Linked DNA regions of Homo sapiens: region 1 is linked to region 2. The links are chromatin contacts, found by Hi-C or POLR2A ChIA-PET in ENCODE. All regions are on one chromosome and are shown on one strand. The core of a region is the stretch at or near the end of the contact, and the rest is flanking DNA. Distances in the headings are between cores, read along the strand shown. Region 1 holds the start of IDH1 (isocitrate dehydrogenase (NADP(+)) 1). Region 2 holds the start of LINC01857 (long intergenic non-protein coding RNA 1857).

Region 1 (5,443 bases), core at 1-2,500, 590 kb before region 2:
ACTTGAACCCAGGAGGCGGAAGTTGCAGTGAGCCGAGACTGCACCAGCCTGTCAGGGCAAGACTCTGTCTCATAAATAAATAAATAAATAAATAAATATTGGAGCATTAAATTCTGGGCAGCAATATACAAGCATGCTATTGTCCTACAAATCACAATATAAAATACTCTTTATTTTCATGTTTTTGAGAGCAATGAACACACAAAATATAATCTCTGGAGGAGACTAAAATTCTTTTTTCAATCCACCGTTTTCTAAGGCTTCACATCTCTAGTCCAACTTCATTGGATCACAGATAATCCCCCGCCAACTGAGCATGGTGGCTCACGCTTGTAATCCCAGGACTTTGGGAGGCCGAGGAGGGCCAATCACTTGAGTCCAGGAGTTCGAGACCAGCCTGGGCTGCTGAAACCCATCTCTACCAAAGGAAAAAGAAAAGAAAAGAAAGAAAGAAAAATTAGTTGAGTGTGATTGTGTGCACCTGTAATCCCAGCTACTCGGAAGGCTGAGGTGGGAGGATCTCTTGAGCCCAGGAAGTCAAGGCTGCAGTGAGCGGTGATCGCTCCACTGCACTCCAGCCAGGGCAACAGAGCAAGGCCCTGTCTTAAAAAAGAAAATAATAAGAATCCCATTCATTATCTTCTAATGCAAACAATCAATGGAGTTTCTAAAGACCTAGACATAGGTGGTGTCAGGACCTGCTTCTGTAACTTTTCCATCCTTTGCATTAGGCAGCGCGGAACCCCCTAGGCGACCCCGCGCTGGCCGGGAGCACTCTTTCTTCAGCCAAAGGTACGTTCCATTACCGCCCCTCGGGGGCGCGCTAGGCAGCGGGCCGGCCAAGCTGCCGCCGCCCAGGGCGCCCTGTCCCGTTCGCTTTTGTGCCGACCTGGAAACACTCTGTGGTGCTCTAGATTGTTACAAAGTTCGGGGTGGTGCAGCCCCAGCGCGCCCCGCTCCCCGGCCTGCAGGTGGCATACAAGTCTCTTCGCTGTCGGGATTCGGGACTGAATCTCTGCCGGGCGGCAACCCCTTCCCCCACCGGGATCACCGGGAAAGTGGCACCATGGATTCTCCATCTTTGACTGTGGCCACGCCCCTCTCGCTGACTCCGCCCATCCCACGGGAATTGGCGTGTGGCGATTGGAGGCGTGTCGGGGGCGGGGCTGGGGGAGGTGGGCTGAGGAGGCGGGGCCTGGGAGGGGACAAAGCCGGGAAGAGGAAAAGCTCGGACCTACCCTGTGGTCCCGGGTTTCTGCAGAGTCTACTTCAGAAGCGGAGGCACTGGGAGTCCGGTTTGGGATTGCCAGGCTGTGGTTGTGAGTCTGAGCTTGTGAGCGGCTGTGGCGCCCCAACTCTTCGCCAGCATATCATCCCGGCAGGTAACCTCAGGCTCCAAGGGGCGGCCCCGGTCCCTGGCTGTGGAGGGGTGGCTCTAATTCCGCAGAAGGCAGGAATGGGGTAAAGGAAAAAAGCGCAGATCTTGGGTGTGGAGGGAGTCAAGGCCTGCGTGCAAAGAAGGGAACAAATCCAGGTATTGAGAATGGGAAAAGAAAAGGGAAGGAGGGGATGCTGGATGCTTGGATATGCAGAAGGTCTGCTTTTGGGCCTGGGAGGGAGAAACTGGGCGGTGAGGAAGTTGGATGCAACGACAAGGGGAAAATCAGGTCTGCACTTGGGTTGGAAAATCGAGGGGTGGAAGTTGCAAGAATGCATGTAGAAGACTAAGCCTGGAGTGTAGGAGGAAGAAAACGTGCAGCAGCTGGGGGCTGGATGCAAAGAAGGCTGTAAGCCGCAGACGGGCGTCTGCAGGCAACTCAGGCGGCGAGGAATAGCCTTGAAGCCGATCCCTCGCGTCCGCCAGGGGGCGTGGAGGGGCGGAGCTCCAGCGGCCTTCAGAGGGGTCGCTAGGCCACACGGGGCGAGAGGGGGCTGGGGGAAACACCCCCGCCAGTTCCGGGTGCCTGGAGTTTAAAAGGTCCCAGCACCAGCGAGGGGAGGGGAGGGGAGGGGCGGGCGTGGAGACCTGGAAGGAGGTACCGATCCAGCCTTGATTGCAGCCCTCTTGCACAACGGCCATAAGGACGGGTGCAGGCCAAGAGCAAGGACATGCAAACCCCAAGACCTGCTAACGGGCGGCGAAGCGGGGGCACGCCCTCGCACACGCAGAGATAAATTGTGCTCCCATGACCTTTATTTGGAAAGTGCCTGCGGGCCTAAAATTGGCCTTTGTCCCACCGAGTACACTCAGCACTGTACTTTAAACCGGATAAACTGGGCTGTCTGGCAGGTACTAAAAACAGCTAAATTCTCCTGTGAGTGTTCTGTATGTTAACACTTTTATTCCTTGTTTTGTTTTAGGCGATAAACTACATTCAGTTGAGTCTGCAAGACTGGGAGGAACTGGGGTGATAAGAAATCTATTCACTGTCAAGGTGAGAATTAGCAAATTTTCCCCCTTCTTCTGTACTTTCTTTGATGTGGCAGTACAGTGTTTAACTGGTCTTGGGGGCAGGCCGAGGCACTGCAAGGGAATGAGTGAGGAATATTTCCAACAACGAATTCCAACAGCTTCCTTGTTTCTTTTAATACAGTGTCTTATCTGCAAGAGATCCTTTTTGCCCAGAAATTATTGTAGTTCATGAACTCGGCAAAAAACAATCTGGCCAAAAACTTGAGGTTGATGAAAATAATATTAAATGGCTCTTTTTTTTCATTAAACTACTCTGTATTGTTATTCCAGGTTTATTTTCTGGAATTGCACAATTATGTTAGGAGATAGGATTCAGCTACTTCATATGAGCTGGTGCCTGCTGGTCTTGGAACAGCCCTTCCTTCTGAAGTTGGGATTGGGTTGGAGACAAAATCTGAGGGGCAACAAAGGTGGAGAAGTCAGTCCAGTGGGGCCTCAAGCCCATCCCATGGAAATCAGATCCAGAAGAAATACAATTATGTTCCACATGGTAGTAACAATAAAGCTTCACTGTTTTAGTTAAAAGATGGTAAAAATTTCATGGCTAAGTAATGTGAGGAAAACCTGAAGCGTCTGAAGTATGCATTATGAGATAAAGAAAGATTACTGCAGAGAGTACAGTTGCTTTAACTGAGAAGGAAATAGTGAACTAAAAAGATATCAGTCTTCACATTTTAGGTACAATATTTGACCTCTATTAACTGTATTTGCCATCAAGAATAAATTGCCATGTCATGACTGTTGCATCATACTATATAGGGACATGGCCATGGAAGTGTATTATCAGGAACCAGATAAGTTCACTGCCTCCTTTTTTGCTTTGTTTTAAAACAAGGATAGGTGTGACAGTGGAATCAAACATGAACTGAATCATATGCTTTCAGCTGTACTACAAATTATACTTGACATTACAAATGGGAAGTAATTGACTCATCCACACCATTCTGTTCATTTCTTTTAGTCTAGTTCAGTTCCAGAAGGTTCCCCCAAAGGAATCTCCTAAACACTAGTAAGAAGAATTCTAGAATTGCGAATTTGGGAAGTGAAAATGGGCCTGGGGATTGGAAATACATCCAGGCTTGTCAAGAAACAGACGCTTACTGTCTACTAATCATTACATTTTTATTTAAAGACCAAATTACTTTAGCTCAATTTTTCAAGAAAGACTATTTTAGGCTTCTTATCTAATAATTCTTTAAAGTCAATTCTCTTGACTTTTTTAGTCCTTAAGAGAATAAAAGCAATTTGCAGCTGTGTTGTTGGATTAAAAAAGAGTTTCGATTAGAGCATCATTAGAAGGAATAGATAACTTTTAGCAGGCTCAGAGCTTCTTCTGCCTCTAGGGACAAGCTGGGACAGTTTCATTTCTTCCAAAGCGTCCAACCTTGCACTTTCTGAGAATCAGATTGATTTGTATATGCTACCCCCACACCCTATCCTTAAAGTGCTGTCTTCCTAGGACAATGCACAGTTTGTCCTATCCCACTCACTAGCAGCTTACCCTTGCCTGTGAACAGCCAGAAGAAGATGACAGGGACATGCTTGGGTCCTGGGCAGTGGCCCTACTGTATAGAGATTCTTCTAATTGAGAAATCACTTTGTTGTATTTAGCCCCACATCTCCAATGTCTGTGTTATCTCTAGGAAAACAGTTCCACCAGGAATTCTTCGTCTCGCTTTTAGACTTAAAGTTTCCCTGAATATGGGTCACAGGAACCAGCTGAATCTCCTCATGGCTAGTTATTTTTATTAAATAACAAAAACAGCCTCTTAAAGGAGGAGAAATGCTAGCACTCACCATTCTGGACATCTTGAGAGCCCAGTAAAATGATGAGTTGGACTGAAGTGTTCAATAAACATGAGATTGTGGAAATAATCTCATTTCTTAAGACAAACCAGTAGTTGAGAATAATGATTGCATTATGAAGGGCACGTTATAGGGTCAGGCTCTGCCACGCTCTAGCTAGGTGGCCTTGGGAAAGCTCTTTTTTTTTTAACAAAGTAAAATGGGGAAATGATGGCCATTTTTTTGGATTGTTATGAGGGCTAGCTCAGAAACCGCGTGTGAAACATAACACAATACTTTGTTCAGAGAAGATACTCAATTCTAATGGTAAATAGAATTGCTGTTACTAGCTTTTTATTCAACTACACATAAATTGAATTGCATGAATTGTTCTTTTAGTAGTCACTACGTTGTTTATATAAACACTACGTTGTTTATATATTTCACTTTATAATGAAATAAATGACAAGGCATGTATTTTTTTTTTCTTTTTAGGTTTATTGAAGTCAAAATGTCCAAAAAAATCAGTGGCGGTTCTGTGGTAGAGATGCAAGGAGATGAAATGACACGAATCATTTGGGAATTGATTAAAGAGAAACTCATTTTTCCCTACGTGGAATTGGATCTACATAGGTAAATGAGTTACCCCTCCGTGTAGCAAACTCAGAAAGGATAATCTGGCTGGGCATGGTGGTGCACACGTGAAGTCCCAGCTACTTAGGAGGCAGAGGCAGGAGGATCCCTCAAGACCAGGAATTCAAGTCCAGCCTGGGCAACAGAGTGAGACCCCATCACTTTAAAAAAAAAAGGAAAAAAAAGGGAAGGAGAAACAGGAAAAAAAAAAAGAATATAATCTGAATTATTTTGAGGTGAAGTTAGCTTTTTTTATATAGATATAGCTGTGTTTTGTGAATAAAGTTTGTTTTAAGCCTAAATATATTCAGATGAATCTTCTAATTTTAACATACTGCTAGAAAAACTGGATTTATCATCTAAAAGTCAAGAATTATAAGGGAAAGAATGATTTTCAGATTCTTCTAACCTTCTGTTTCCTGTGAAGGTTTTATTTGTAATAAAACAGTGGCTAAGAATAGTACAATGTATTGAGAAAAGGGAAATAAGAGAGGATGTAAGAAACAGTAAACTAAATGCAGTTAACACAATTTTGTCATTTCAAACTCAATT
Region 2 (5,493 bases), core at 244-2,743:
AATCTATCCAAAAGTACCTTCAAAGGGAAATTAGAAATATGACCACCGTATTTTAAATATTTTCCAAGGGAGTGGTGGAGTGAGAAAAATCTTTTTCCTCTGGCTTAAATTATCTCACATTATACCATGCTAAGCAGTTTACAAAACATGCAAATTATCTGCTTTGCAGAGAAGTAAAACCCCTTGTAAATTTATTTTTTCATGCTAGCAATATCAAAAACAATTTAACTTACACTATGCCAAACAAATCTTATTCTTATTAATTAATTAATTAATTAATTTGAGATGGAGTTTTGCTCTGTTGCCCAGGTTGGGGTGCAGTGGCATGATCTCGGCTCACTGCAACCTCCGCCTCCTGGGTTCAAGTGATTCTCCTCCCTCAGCCTCCCAAGTAGCTGGGATTACAGGCATTGTCACCATGCCTGGCTAGTTTTCATATTTTTAATAGAGACAGGGTTTCACCATGTTGGCCAGGCTGGTCTCAAACTTCTAACCTCAGGTGATCCACCTACCTCGGCCTCCCAAAGTGCTGGAATTACAGGTGTGAGCCACAGCACCTGGCCCCCCAAAAACTTGAGATTTAACAGTTAAACATATAAATCAAGTCATAACAAAGTAGTGAAAACAGAAACAAGCAGTTATGATATCTTCAGAAGAATTATAACTTATCTAAAAGCTTGGAAACAGTAAATGAAATATCAAAAGACAAAAACAAGAGATTTGATAATTTGTGAATTGTAATATTAAAGGCGATTTTGGCAGGCCATATTATTTTACCAGAAGCCACTCATGATGAATTTAGAAGAAATTTTATTCTTGGCATTTGGCATTCAGTGATGTCTACATTTTACAAATAATCTCAAAAGCGAATGAGACACAAAATTTTTTGCTTTTGTTGTTGAGTGTCAAAGTTTGAATTCTGTGGAAGGCATAGTATCCCTTAGTCTCTCAATAAAAAGTAGGCCGAGTGCAATGGCTCACACCTGCAATCCCGGCACACTGGGAGGCTGAGATGGATAGATCACCTGAGGTCAGGAGTTCAAGACCAGCCTGGCCAACATGGTGAAACCCCACCTCTACTAAAAATACAAAAATTAGCCGGGCATGGTGGTGCACATCTGTAATCTCAGATACTTGGGAGGCTGAGGCAGGAGAATCGCTTGAACCTGGGAGGTGGAGGTTGCAGTGAGCCAAGATCACCCCACTGTACTCTACCCTGGGTGACATAGTGAGACTCTGTCTCAAAAAAAAAGTATCCTATCTGACCCCCCATCTTAGTCTGTTTCTGCTGCTATAACAAAATACCACAGACTGAGCAATTTATTTTTAAAAACCCCAGAAATCTATTTCTTACAGTTCCGAAGGCTGGGAAGTCCAAGATGAAGGCACCAGCAGGTTTGTTGCCTGGTGAGGGCCCAGTGTTTGCTTTCATGAACACTGCATCCTCAGGAGGGAGGAACACTGTGACCTCACATGGCAGAGGGCAGAAAGGGAAAAGGGCTGAACACAGTTGGTTAAGATTTTTTGTAAGTCAGTCAAGCCTAATGCCACTCACGAGGGCTCCACTCTCATGACTTAATCACCTCTGGAAAGCCCCACTTCTTCTTTTTTTTTTTTTTTTTTTTTTGAGATGGAGTTTCACTCTTGTCACCCAGGCTGGAGTGCAGTGACACCATCTTGGCTCACTGCAACCTCTGCCTCCCAGGTTCAAGCGATTCTCCTGCCTCAGCCTCCCGAGTAGCCAGGACTACAGGTGCATGACACCATGCCCAGGTAATTTTTGTATTTTAGTAGAGATGGGGTTTCACCATGTTGGCCAGGATGGTCTCCATCTCCTGACCTTGTGATCTGCCGGCCTCGGCCTCCCAAAGTGCTGGGATTATCGGCATGAGCCACTCTGCCCAGCCAGCCCCACTTCTTAACACTGTGACATTGGTGATTATGTTTCAAAACATGAGATTTAGAGGGAACACAAACCTTCAAACCATAGTAGACTTCCAGTATCTGAATTTCAGTCACTCTCCAGAAGTCACACGTTAGTGTGTTTGGACAAAAAAAGCATTTATTACTATGTTTTTTCTCAAATATGGAGACTAAAAAAGGTCTCACTTAGGCCTGGCGCGGTGGCTCATGCCTGTAATCATCCCAGCACTTTGGGAGGCTGACGCAGGAGAATCACTTGAACCCGGGAGGCGGAGGTTGCAGTGAGCCGAGATCGTCCCACTGCACTCCATACTGGGTGACAGAGCGAAGCTCTGTCTCAAAAAAAAAAAAAGGTCTCACCTAGAATGCGTTTCTGGAGAATAGTATTATTGCTGGAAAATTTCATAGAATGGAGATAAAAGAAAGATAAATAGGAAGTTAGTGAATTTCTGGAGCTAGTCTCCAGATCAGAACTCTCTCTAATTGGTTTAGGAGAATTGCAACTTTGAATACAAATGGCAATATTCAAGAGAAATAAAAGAAAGAAAGAAAGAAAGAGGCAGAAGACCCTTTCCCAGAGTCACACACAACAATGGGAAACAAGCTAGTGACCATATGATCTCTCCAGGCAGTATCAGCAACAAACTAAGCTAAACAATGCCCAGAGTTACTCAGCCAGGCAATGTCCACGGCTACACACCTCAGGAATGGCGACAGCAGCTCCCAGCCACCCCTGCATTCCTGCGTGCTGTCGCTTCTCCTTCCTGCTTCTCCCTGAGCCTGACCCACCTCATCACCCCATGCTGGATGCCTGGCCCTGCAGCTGGCCTCCTAGGCTCCAGTCTGTCCCACCGCCAAACTGTGAAGCACCTTCCTCTGAGTTTGCTCCGTAAAATACAGGTGTGTTTGTGTCCCTCCGAACTTTAAACTACTTCAGGGAATGGCCCATTGCCTTCACCAGACTGTTTCTACTTTGTAACTGTGATTCACGCTCCTCGGGATATGGTCTTAAACCCCCTTTCGTCACACCCTTCTCTCTGGTGAGAGGAGTTCCCCAAGGTTCCGTCATGGAGGAGCCGGACTATTCACATCTCCACTGGGAGTTCCTGATGGGGTGTTCCCCTCCCCACCTCAAGCACATCTTGATCCCTAGGGCAAAATCCACTTCCGTTAGAAAGAAAAATGACATTGAGGGGATCGCCTTTGGGAAGCCGTCTCTCACCATGTCCCATAGCCCACCAGCCCCCTCCAACAGATCTGAGTCCTCCTTCCTGTGGACCTCACTGGTGTGCAGGGCTGATCATGTGGGCAGGCTTGTGATATTTATTTATTTATTTAATTTATTTATTTTTGAGATGGAGTTTCACTCTTGTTGCCCAGGCTGGAGTGCAATGTCGCGATCTCGGCTTACTGCAACCTCCGCCTCTGGGGTTCAAGCGATTCTCCTGGCTCAGCCTTTCGAGTAGCTGGGATTACAGGCACCCACCATCATGCCCAACTAATTTTTTTTAATATTTTTAGTAGAGATGGGGTTTCACCATGTTGTCCAGGCTGGTCTTGAACACCTGACCTCGTGATCCACCCGCCTTGGCCTCCCAAAGTGCTGGGATTACAGGAGTGAGCCACCATGCCCGGTGTGATTTTTATTTATTATCTGCCTCCCCTAGAAGACCAGAGATCCTTAAAAGCAGAGCCAATATCTTTTTTTGAGACAGGGTCTCACTCTGTTACTTGCTTAGGCTGCAGTACAGTGAGGCTCACTGCAGCCTCGACCTCCTAGGCTCAGGTGATCCTCCCACCTCAGCTACCTAAGTAGCTGGGACCACAGGTGTCCACCACCACACCCAGCTAATTACTTTGATTTTTTTTTAGTAGCGAGGAGTTCTCGATATGTTGCCCAGGTTTGTCTTGAACTCCTCAGCTCAAGCGATCCTCCTGCCTCAGCTTCCCAAAGTGCTGGGATTACAGATACGCGCCACTGTGCCCGGCCCAGAGCCAATATCGTATTCAGTTTTCAAACTCTGTTACCCAGCACGGGGACTGCCAGGTAATCTGCATCGTTGATGTCTTCTGAAGGAAGGGAGGGGAGGATGAAGAAAGTTTGGTGGGTGGGTGGACAAGCAGGCGCGAAGGAAGACACAGGACCAAGCTTCTCCTCCACCCCTGCCCCGGCTGACCCTGCTGCCTTGTTCTCTGTGCTCGGGATCAGAGGACTTGCCCTGGCTGCTCTGGCTGCTGCACGCACATCTCTCCGGAACCCCGTCTCAACATCCCAAAGCTAAATATCACTTAGTCCTCACAAATGGGACCCTTCCACTTCCAGATGTGGGGGGCCAAAAGGGGAGCTTAGATCCAGGGATTGCAAACTGATGGTTCAGTGCAATCTGACAGATCAAGCCTTGGATTATTGAGGAGAAAACTATCATGTATGAAGCATCTACTCCATGCAAGCCAACACACAAGGCCTGCAGACTGATTACATTTCAGTTCCTTTTCAGTCTTTTGAGAGAGGTGTTATTATCCCCACTGCTCAAATGAGGAAAGTGAGACACAGCCAGGATTCCAGCTGTTTCCTTAATGCCAAGGCCATTCTCTGATTACCACACCTTGACACCTCAAGGTTGGAGTCTTCTGAGACTTACAATAGAATGCTCCTTTTTTTTTTTGAGACGGAGTTTTGTTCTCATTGCCCAGCCTGGAGTACAGTGGTGTGATCTCAGCTCACTGCAACCTCTGCCTCCTGGGTTCAAGCGATTCTCCTGCCTCAGCCTCCCAAGTAGCTGGGATTACAGGCATGCACCACCATGCCTGGCTAATTCTGTATTTTTAGTAGAGACAGGATTTCACCATGTTGGTCAGGCTAGTTTCGAACTCCTGACCTCAAGTGATCCACCTGCCTCAGCCTCCCAAAGGGCTGGCATTACAGGTGTGAGCCACCGTGCCCAGCCTGGTCCATTATTTTAATAACTATTTACTAGATGTCTGCTGTATGGTTCATGGACTTAGAGGATTTTAGAGCTGGAAGGTGTCTTAGAGAACACCAAATATAATCCCCTTATTATATTATATAATATTATTTTTATTTATTTATTTATTTTTGAGACAGAGTCTCACTCTGTCGCCCAGGCTGGAGTCCAGTGATGCGATCTCGGCTCACTGCAACCTCCACCTCCTGGGTTCAAGCAATTCTCATGCCTCAGCCTTCTGAGTAGCTGGGACTAGACAAAGTTTCATTCTTGTCACCCAGGCTGGTGCAATGGTGCGATCTCAGCTCACTGCAACCTCCGCCTCCAGGGTTCAAGCAATTCTCCTCAGCCTTCTGAGTAGCTGGGATTGCAGGCACCTGCCACTACACTAATTTTTGAATTTTTAGTAGAGATGGGGCACCTGCTACTACACTAATTTTAGTAGAGACAGGCACCTGCCACTACACTAACTTTTGTATTTTTAGTAGAGACAGGCTGTGGGGCGGGGGTGGTGTTCACTATGTTGGCCAGGCTGGTCTCAAACTCCTGACCTCAGGCGATCCACCTCAGCCTCCCAAAGTCTGGGATTACAGGCGTGAGCCAC

The links. Hi-C counts contacts between places; a loop is a spot of excess contacts on that map. ChIA-PET counts read pairs that join two places held with the same protein, here RNA polymerase II (POLR2A). Pooled maps may share reads with other maps.
Region 1: a map with no recorded cell type shows a loop between it and region 2 (4-fold over the local background). The contact joins the promoter of IDH1 here to the promoter of LINC01857 in region 2. A Hi-C loop is called at or near these places in 1 of 37 single-sample maps with no recorded cell type and 2 of 50 pooled maps. POLR2A ChIA-PET finds 5 or more read pairs at or near these places in 1 of 52 experiments (B cell).

What each region holds. Positions count from the first base shown.
Region 1 is chr2:208,250,878-208,256,320 of GRCh38, reverse strand. IDH1 (isocitrate dehydrogenase (NADP(+)) 1) reads left to right here and starts at 1,250. Exons shown (of 10, transcript NM_005896.4): 1 at 1,250-1,382; 2 at 2,362-2,435; 3 at 4,754-4,891. The coding sequence starts at 4,770. IDH1-AS1 (IDH1 antisense RNA 1) reads right to left here and starts at 1,088. Exons shown (of 2, transcript NR_046452.1): 1 at 890-1,088; 2 at 127-418. RefSeq lists an enhancer at 1,016-1,542 and a silencer at 1,996-2,105.
Region 2 is chr2:207,658,384-207,663,876 of GRCh38, reverse strand. It overlaps LINC01857 (long intergenic non-protein coding RNA 1857), which reads right to left and starts at 1,493. Exons shown (of 4, transcript NR_135566.1): 1 at 1,355-1,493.